2 separate regions of the Homo sapiens genome follow, and region 1 is linked to region 2. Evidence: chromatin contacts called from ENCODE Hi-C or POLR2A ChIA-PET data. All regions are on one chromosome and are shown on one strand. Each heading gives the region's core, a stretch centred on a gene start or an enhancer-like site at or near the end of the contact. The rest is flanking DNA. Distances are from core to core; before and after follow the strand shown. Region 1 overlaps GRAMD4 (GRAM domain containing 4). Region 2 holds the start of TRMU (tRNA mitochondrial 2-thiouridylase).

Region 1 (4,220 bases), core at 461-2,960, 340 kb after region 2:
GTGTCCCCTGCCCTCAGGACTCTATGCTGGTATCAAGTTCTTCCTCATTGATTTCATCTTTAAACGCTGCCCGAGGCTGCGCGCCAAGTACGACACGCCCTATATCATCTGGAGGAGTCTCCCCACCGACCCGCAGCTCAAGGAGCGCTCCAGCGCCGCAGTCTCACGCAGGGTGAGCCCGGCCCCCAGCTGCGGGGATGGGGGGATGGGGGGCCACGAAGCCGGGCATCCCCAGGCCCACAGTGCTCTGTTCACCTCCGGCTCATTTAGAGGCTGTTTCTTCAATTTTATAGACTCCTTAAACTTGAGGGTTTTTTTTTTCCCTGTTACCACTGCGGTTTCTGAGGCTCATCCAGCCCCTCCCAAGCCCAGGGCAACACCTGGGGACTGGCCATGATGACTGAGAGCCAGCAGGCCTGGGAGTGACCACTCCATGGGGGTGCCCGGCCCCTGCCATCCCTGACAGTGAGGCTCTGGCGCTGAGACCAGGCAGTTTGAGAAGGGCCCCCTTGGAGCCACAGCCTGGCACTGGGCCATATTTCATTCACAGTCACAGGCCCTCCAGATGTGCAGCACAGCATCCCAGCCAGGACCACGGGGAATGAGCAGGCCTCGGTGCTCCCTTCGGGGTGGCTCAGATGAGTCAGGAGGGTTGCTGGGCTCTCCCCACTGAGGTGAGGTGGCCCTGCCTGGAAGAAGGAGCCGCTCTGGGCCGGAAGGGACCTCGGGAACGTCTTCCCAAATTTGGATCCCAGCTTTTGGGGAGGTGTGTGTGCGGCCAGCACATCTGGGTGCTGCAGGCGTGGGCAGCGGGCCTGACCTCGACGCTGTTTGCCGTTGGCAGCTGCAGACGACCTCGTCACGGAGCTACGTACCCAGCGCACCGGCCGGCCTGGGTAAAGAGGAGGACGCCGGTCGCTTCCACAGCACCAAGAAGGGCAATTTCCACGAGATCTTCAATCTGACAGAAAACGAGCGTCCGCTGGCGGGTATGTGTGCCGTGAGTCTGAGGCCAGGCCGAGCGCCGACACAGACTGAAGGCCCGTGAGGGGGGCGCTGTGGATGCAGGACGGGGTCGCCCTGTGACAGGCCAGAGGAGCCCTCAGGATGGCATTCACATCCCACTGCCCCAGGAGGAGTGCAGGAGCCAGGGGTCATGAGGACTCTGCGGGCTACAGGGGAGGAGGGCGTGCCCGTGGGGAGAGCCGCCCACGCTGCAGCACTCCCCTGACAGCAGGCGTGCAGGCAACACACTGGGGAGAGAGTCCAGGGCGAGGCCTCAGGGCCTGCAGGGCGCTGGCAGGGGGTCTGCCCCTGGTTCCATCGTGTCTGGAGAAACAAGAGCCACCAGGGGACAGGTGACTCAGGATCCTGGGGACAGGTCAGCTTTCCCAAAGGGAGGGCCTGTTAAACTAAACCGGGCAGCTCGAGGTGTGTGATGAGCGGCTGCAGAGGCAGCTGCGGAGAACGGAGCTTCGTCCTCTGCTGAGCCCTGGCCCTGCCGGTCTTGGTGGAGGTGGTGTCCCAGCGCCCTGACCCTGCCGGTCTTGGAGGTGGTGTCCCGGCCACACTGTGACTTCTGTTGCTCCCTGCTCTGCCTGGGTGCTTTTACTTTAAAAACCCTGCCAGTGCCTGTTGAAGAGGAAACATCTGTTTTCCACCCTCTGGGGCCACCTCACTCTTGCCGGCGCGCCTTCCTCTCACTGTGGGTGTGACGTGAGCGCGGTGGGCGGATGTCAGGATCTGAGAGTCAGGCTCCTGGGTCCCAGCGTCAGGTCAGAGGCTGGGTACTTCCAGTGGAAAGTGTGACAGGCGGGCCTTCTCCCATTAGTGTGCGAGAATGGCTGGCGCTGCTGCCTCATCAACAGGGACCGGAAGATGCCCACGGACTACATCAGGAACGGGGTGCTCTACGTCACGGAGAAGTGAGTGCAGCCGTGGGGCCCTGTGTGGCTGCAGGGGAGGGGGCGCAGGAGGCTGCCTAGGCCCTGGGATGGCGTGGCTGGCCCAGTGCAGGTTTTCCTGAGTGGTGGCCATGGCCTCTCCCATGCTCTGCTCTTGCCGGCTGTCTGGGCTCCCAGGGAAAAGGTGTTGTCTCCAAGCCGGACGTGGCCTGGGCTGTACTGCTGCCATCCCTCAGGCTGGCGGGGATGCTGTCTTCTCTGGGGCCCAAGCAGTTCATGGAGACGAGGGGCAGAGTCTCCCAAGGAGGGGACCGTGTGGGGACCTGCTATTGCTGAGGCCCTGAGTCCTTGTTGCCCTGAGTGCCTCATGCAGAGCAGTGGCCGTGAGTGTCTCACTCAGAGCAGTGGCTGTGAATGTCTTATGCAGAGCAGTGGCCGTGAGTGTCTCACTCAGAGCAGTGGCCGTGAGTGTCTCAGAGCAGTGGCCGTGTCTCACTCAGAGCAGTGGCCGTGAGTGTCTCAGAGCAGTGGCTGTGAGTGTTTCACACAGAGCAGTGGCCGTGAGTGTCTCATATAGAGCAGTGGCCGTGAGTGTTTCACCGGTTCTGTGTCTGCTGGGAAGGGAGCACCACTGTCCATCCCACTGGGGGCTGAGAGGCAGCCCCGGGAGACCCCCACCTGGTGGGAGCGTGCTCTGGTTCAAGAGCCAGGCGACGCCTCTGTCCGTTCCCCTTCCAGTTACTTGTGCTTCGAAAGCTCCAAATCTGGGTCCTCAAAGAGGAACAAAGTCATCAAGCTAGTGGACATCACGGACATCCAGAAGGTTGGTGCACCTACCCACCCCCACTAACCCCCGTGTTTTCTTCGTCACCTGACAGAGGCTGGCGAGGCTTTCCCTATAGACTTCTGCCAGCCTCTGTCAGCATCTGGGCGCCGCGGCCACGCTGGCCGGCCATGGTCCGTTTCCTTGACTTGAGTCCCCATGTCCCTGTGGGTCTGCCCCTGCCCTGGGGTCCACTTGCCTGGACCGTGTGTCTCAAAGTGGAGGGGCTGGGTTGGAGCCCAGGAGGTCAGGACCCAAGCCCCACTCTGGCTGCTGTGTTCCCCTCGTATCTGGGACCCTCCCCATAAAGAAAAGCACAGGGGCCCTGAGCCCCTGCCTCGGATGCAGGTTTTCAGGTGGGAGCTCAGATGGTCGCGCCCGCTCTGGGCATTTTCTCAGCATTTTACCGTAGCATGGAATGAGCAGGTGGGCGTGGCCACAAGTGCCTGTGGTCCCTTGTTTTCTGGGGCAGGGAAGGCTCAGTGAGGCACTGGCAGGCACACTTGGCCCGAGTGGTCAGGGCCCCCAGCTCCCTCCCAGCTCCGAGCGTCCTGGGCATGTCCGCATTGGCACGGCGGGCACTCCCGGCCCCACGGCAGTTGTGGGTCATCTCTCCCACCCGGCTCTGGAAAAAAGCGTGCAGTCAGGTGACCAGAAGGGGTGAGTTCAGGGCTGGGGTCCTTTCCGCCTGCCTCTTGGGATTGGCGGTGCTGACAGATGGCCCTCCTGGTGCCAGGCCCTGAGAGCGAGTTCTGGGGCTGAGTGCCTACCGTCAGCCTCCTCAGGCCGGCTTGTCTCTGACCTTCCTCAGGCCAGCTGGCCGACGGTCTGGGCTGGGGTGGGACAGACCCTTTACAGGTCTGGTGTCTCGGCCACAAAGTGAGGAGGTGTCCACAGGCCCTTACCTTCTGTTGTTTGGAAGTCCCAGGTGCCCGTGGGCCCTGCTGCCTGTGTGCCCAGTGGAGGAGGATGCCCTGGGCCTGTGGAGGGCTGTGCCTCCCTGTCCCCAGGAGAGACCTGTGGTGACGGCCACGCTTTGCCTTTCAGTACAAGGTCCTGTCTGTCCTCCCAGGCTCAGGCATGGGGATTGCCGTGTCGACGCCATCCACCCAGAAAGTAGGTGCCGGGCGGGGGGCCGCCAAGGGGTTGGTGTGGGCCCAGGGGCCTGACTCTGAGCAACCCTGGGACCAGCGTGGGGCAGACAGCCAGAGTTTTAGTTTGGGCAGCAGGGTCACAAAGCCGCCCCCTCCCTCGCAGCAGCTAGAGCCTGGGGCTGCGTCCAGGTTGGGTTGGAAATCTTGCTGGGGCCATCGAGTCACCGGACAGACAGGGATGTTGGGCACAGGGGTCCCCTGACTCAGTGACTTGGGAGGAGGGAGGCACGGGGCTAAAGCCTGGCTCCCCTCTGCCTCTTGGCTCTGTTCCCCTGAAGGCTGGAGCCTGGCTCCGGGTGGTGGGGAGACACCTGTCTTTTGCACCCAGACCCACGTGAC
Region 2 (4,184 bases), core at 625-3,124:
AAACAAAAAACTTCTGTTGCAAGGACATCTGCCCAGCAACTGCTTGTCCAACCCTGGAGTGCTGTCACCCTTGTTATTGATCTTTGTAGCCAAAGAATTATCTCAAAACAATGATGTGATCCTCATTTTCCCTTTAAAAACCTTTGTCTTCCTAGGCCGGGCACTGTGGCTCACGCGTGTAATCCCAGCACTTTGGGAGGCCGAGGCGGGCGGATCACAAGGTCAGGAGATCAAGACCATCCTGGCCAACATGGTGAAATGCCGTCTCTACTAAAAATACAAAAATTAGCTGGGTGTGGTGGCATGTGCCTGTAATCCCAGCTACTCCGGAGGCTGAGGCAGGAGAATCGCTTAAACCCGGGAGGCGGAGGTTGCAGTGAGCTAAGATCACGCCACTGCACTCCAGCCTAGTGACCAAGTGAGACTGTCTCAAAAAAATAAATAAATAAAATAAAAACCTTTGTCTTCCTTTACTTCCCTGAATACCCACATAGCTTATTGTGGCATGCATATTCCCATTGCAATGCCCTATTCACAAATGAACATCTTTTTCGTTCAGAGTCTCCCTGTGCTTTAGGTAGACCTTGTCTAGATGCTAACTCGTAGAGAAGAACTCAGCTTGAATATCACCCCTGGGGGATGACCTCCATTCTCTCCTCCTTCCTTTATTCAGCGAGGTTATGAAGCACCTGCCCTGGGCCAGGGGCTTTTCTGGGCATGGAGTAGGAGTGGACAGAACACAAAACCCCTGTCCAACACACCTCACAGACATTAAGGATTGAGTGCTGAGTATGCTTGGAGTCAAACTGTAAAAGATTTGAAGATATTTATTCATGTCATAGTCCCAGGAGATCCTGAGAACACGTGCTCAAACTGGTGGTGCTACAGCTTTTGGTTTCGTACGTTTTAGGGAGACATAAGCCATAAATCAATACATGTAAGATGTAACATTGGTTCCGGAAAGGTGGGACAACTCGAAGGTGGGGTGGGGCTTCCAGGTCATAGGTGGATTCAAAGATTTTCTGGGCCGGGGGCAGTGACTCACACCTGTAATCCCGCCACTTTGGGAGGCTGAGGTGGGCGGATCCCTTGAGGTCAGGAGTGAGAGACCAGCCTGGCAAATACGGTGAAACCCCGTCTCTACTAAAAATACAAAAATTAGCTGGGCTTGGTGGCGGGCGCCTGTAATCGCAGCTACTAGGGAGGCTGAGGCAGGAGAATCGCTTGAATCTTGGAGGTGAAGGTTGCAGTGAGCCGAGGTCGCGCCCACTACACTCCAGCCTGCGACAGAGCAAAACTCCATCTCAAAAAAATTTAATTAATTAAAAATTAAATTAAATTAAAATACTGTAAAATACTTCGATATCTTTCAGGGCCTGCCATCTGTCATGTCGGTATCCTATTGCTACGGAGAGTCCGCCTAGACAGTCTTAAGTCTGTTTTGACGTTAATGCTGGTCCGAATTCCAAAGGGAGGAGGAGGGTCTAGTGAGGCGGGTCCCACCCGGCCTTTCCCATCAGAGCCCGAACTCGCGGTTCAGGTTCCCTCTAGGACGCCCTTGGCCGAGAGGAGGCCTCCAATGGCTGGCTGGGGGGCTTAGAATTTTATTTTTGGTTTACAGCGCAGAAGAAGAGCAGTGAGGCCGGGGCGCGGGTGGGGAGGGCAAGGCGGCGGCTCAAAAAAAAAGCCAGCCCCTCGCGGCCCGACAGAGTCTCGGCGCCCCGCGGGTCGGTGGAGCCTCAGGGGTGAGCGCAGGCCGGAGACAGGGGAACCCGCCGCGGGACAGGGGAAGGCCGGACGGAACGCGGGTAAGCTGCCGCAGCTTCCGGCCGGGCCACTAGCGCGGACCCTACGGCCGGGGCGGGACTTCCGGCAAGGCGCGGAAGCGGCGGTAGCTGCAGCTGGCGAAGTTGGGCGACTGGCGGATGCAGGCCTTGCGGCACGTCGTGTGCGCCCTGTCCGGCGGCGTGGACAGCGCCGTGGCCGCGCTGCTGCTGAGGCGGAGAGGTGAGGCGTCCGAGGCTCCCGCCCCCCGCCGAGCGAATGTGTCCCCGGAAACCTGTCCCCGTCCGTCGTGGCGTTGTGCACGTCTCCTCCCTCCCTGGGCCGCTGGTTGCGCGCGGGTCGGCAGGAGGATACCCCGTCCTCTGACTTTGGTTCGGAGGCTCCTCGCCCTCCACCTGTGTAGTCGGAGGTGTGCGCGACTGCAGCTCCGACTACCTGGGAGCAGTTCCGCGCCCCTCTCCACCCACGCGCGCCCACCCACAGTGAGAAGCCGGCGGGCCGGGGTGGGGTGGGGAGGGAAGGGTTTCTCACGGATCTGCGGCGTCCACATTCACCTGTGAGACCGTGGACACTGGTGAGGGGAGCTGGGATCGCCGGGCCGGGGGCCTGACCTCTGCACACGCTGTGGCCGCCCGGTGGGAGGTCCTTGTCCTCCCCACTCAGCAGACTGGACAACTGCCGCGCGGCGGGTCTGCTTGTTCAGCGTCTCCTGTGTTCTCCGCTCGCTGGAGGACAAAGTTTTCTCCAGGAGCATTTGCATTTCTTCCGGCATCTAAACGGAGCCCCACGGGTGCTTAGCATTCCTCGGGCCCGGCGCTGAAATGAGCACTTGTTTAACTTCACCTGTGTGGCTCCCCGCGGGAGGCCTCATTCACAGAGTCACGTTTGTGGAGCTCTGCTTTGCGCCATCTTTGGCTCCTGACCTTGGGCAAGTGAATTAAGCCGTCCCCTGTAAAATTCGGCTAACACCTGCCTCACGGGGTGACTGGAGGGATTAGATGACATAGTACATACTGATGAGTACGTGCTCAGCACATACGAGGTACGCAGAAAACAGTAGTGGCTATTAGTTTATATTGTTAATAACCATAGCTATTATGGTAGGTACAGTAAGTGCCAAAGAGAAGGGTAGGCGGACCATAAGCAGAAATAGTTGTGAGGAAGGGAGAGTGGAGGAAAGCATCCTAGAGATGGAGGTGCTCAGCTGAGTCGAAAGAAGAGTAGGATGTCACTAAGCAGAGACTTGGAGGTGGAGGCGGCCCTCCCGGCACAGTCAGCAGTGCAAGCAGAATCACAGAGGCCTGCAAGTGTGGGCTGGTTCTGGCCAGATGGAGATGGAAGGAGAGGAGCCTGGAGCACGTTTAGCCCTGATTATGGAAGATGCTATACCAGGGGCTTTAGACTGTTAGGTAGACATTAGTCTGGTTGATCTGGGATAGGGGTGGTCTTTCGCGTGTGGTGGTGTAGTTTTGACAAAGCTTTGTCATCAAATTTCTGTTGTTTTGGGTACTATATGAAGCCTTCTTCAGCAGTCATTTGCCCTGTCTTTCATTACATTCAGCCTACCTAAACGAACCAGCTTTCTCATACAGGGTCTGCACCTGTGTAGTTTGCTAAGGTGGTGTAGGGCTAAAGTTGGCCTTTCCAATATTTGGGTGAATATTTTGTTACAATCGAAAAGGTAGAAAATAGGTCATAAACTAGGTGGTACAGCTCTTACAAAATATCGAAAATTTTAATTATCTTTATATCTGATCACTTAGAATCTAAGTCTTAGATAGTAACTAGAAATAACTTTTGAAAAGAGTTTCCTTTTTTGATAACTGAATGGTGCTTTGAAAAATTTTGTTGAGTTTCGACTATTCCTTCGTGTATTCCACACACACTGGCTGATCCCCTCCTGCTAGGTATTGTGCTGATACATAGATGGGGACACAAAGATGAGAAAATACCACCTCGTTAATCTTGGGGACTCAGGCACCAAGATGGAAACCGGATCCCTGAAGCCACATGGCAAAGCAGGGACTGCCCGGCAGGCCAGGCACAGAGGCACAGGAGCACAGCGTGTGGGGAACTTCTCAGAGCTCAGAAATCACTGCCGTTTTACCGAAGGTTGATTTATGTATTCTCTTTAATTGACCTTCCCGCCCGCAGGTTACCAGGTGACAGGGGTGTTTATGAAGAACTGGGACTCACTGGATGAACATGGGGTCTGTACTGCCGACAAAGACTGTGAAGATGCTTACAGAGTTTGCCAGATCTTAGACATCCCTTTCCATCAAGTGTCCTACGTAAAGGAGTATTGGAATGATGTGTTCAGGTGAGTGCGGGTCACAGCACAAAGGAAGCTTCCTCACACTGTGGATCCTTGCAGTGGAAGGATCCGGTAACCAGCCAGA

The links. A loop is a pair of places that touch in the nucleus more often than their neighbours do. ChIA-PET counts read pairs that join two places held with the same protein, here RNA polymerase II (POLR2A). Pooled maps may share reads with other maps.
Region 1: a pooled map shows a loop between it and region 2 (5-fold over the local background). The contact joins the enhancer-like site here to the promoter of TRMU in region 2. A Hi-C loop is called at or near these places in 5 of 50 pooled maps. POLR2A ChIA-PET finds 5 or more read pairs at or near these places in 2 of 52 experiments (PC-9 and activated CD4-positive, alpha-beta T cell).

What each region holds. Positions count from the first base shown.
Region 1 is chr22:46,672,826-46,677,045 of GRCh38, forward strand. GRAMD4 (GRAM domain containing 4) reads left to right here. Exons shown (of 19, transcript NM_015124.5): 14 at 18-172; 15 at 845-989; 16 at 1,832-1,925; 17 at 2,643-2,727; 18 at 3,775-3,843. Among named protein-coding and RNA genes, the nearest start is that of GRAMD4, 55 kb to the left of the region's middle. RefSeq lists enhancers at 1,378-1,457, 1,658-1,807, 1,848-1,907. Within about 2 kb of position 1,711, at least 9 of the 41 ENCODE cell types and tissues checked have a DNase peak (open chromatin) inside an H3K27ac peak, as active enhancers do.
Region 2 is chr22:46,333,840-46,338,023 of GRCh38, forward strand. TRMU (tRNA mitochondrial 2-thiouridylase) reads left to right here and starts at 1,875. Exons shown (of 11, transcript NM_018006.5): 1 at 1,875-2,007; 2 at 3,940-4,105. The coding sequence starts at 1,926. RefSeq lists enhancers at 1,913-2,132, 1,965-2,464 and a silencer at 2,273-2,322.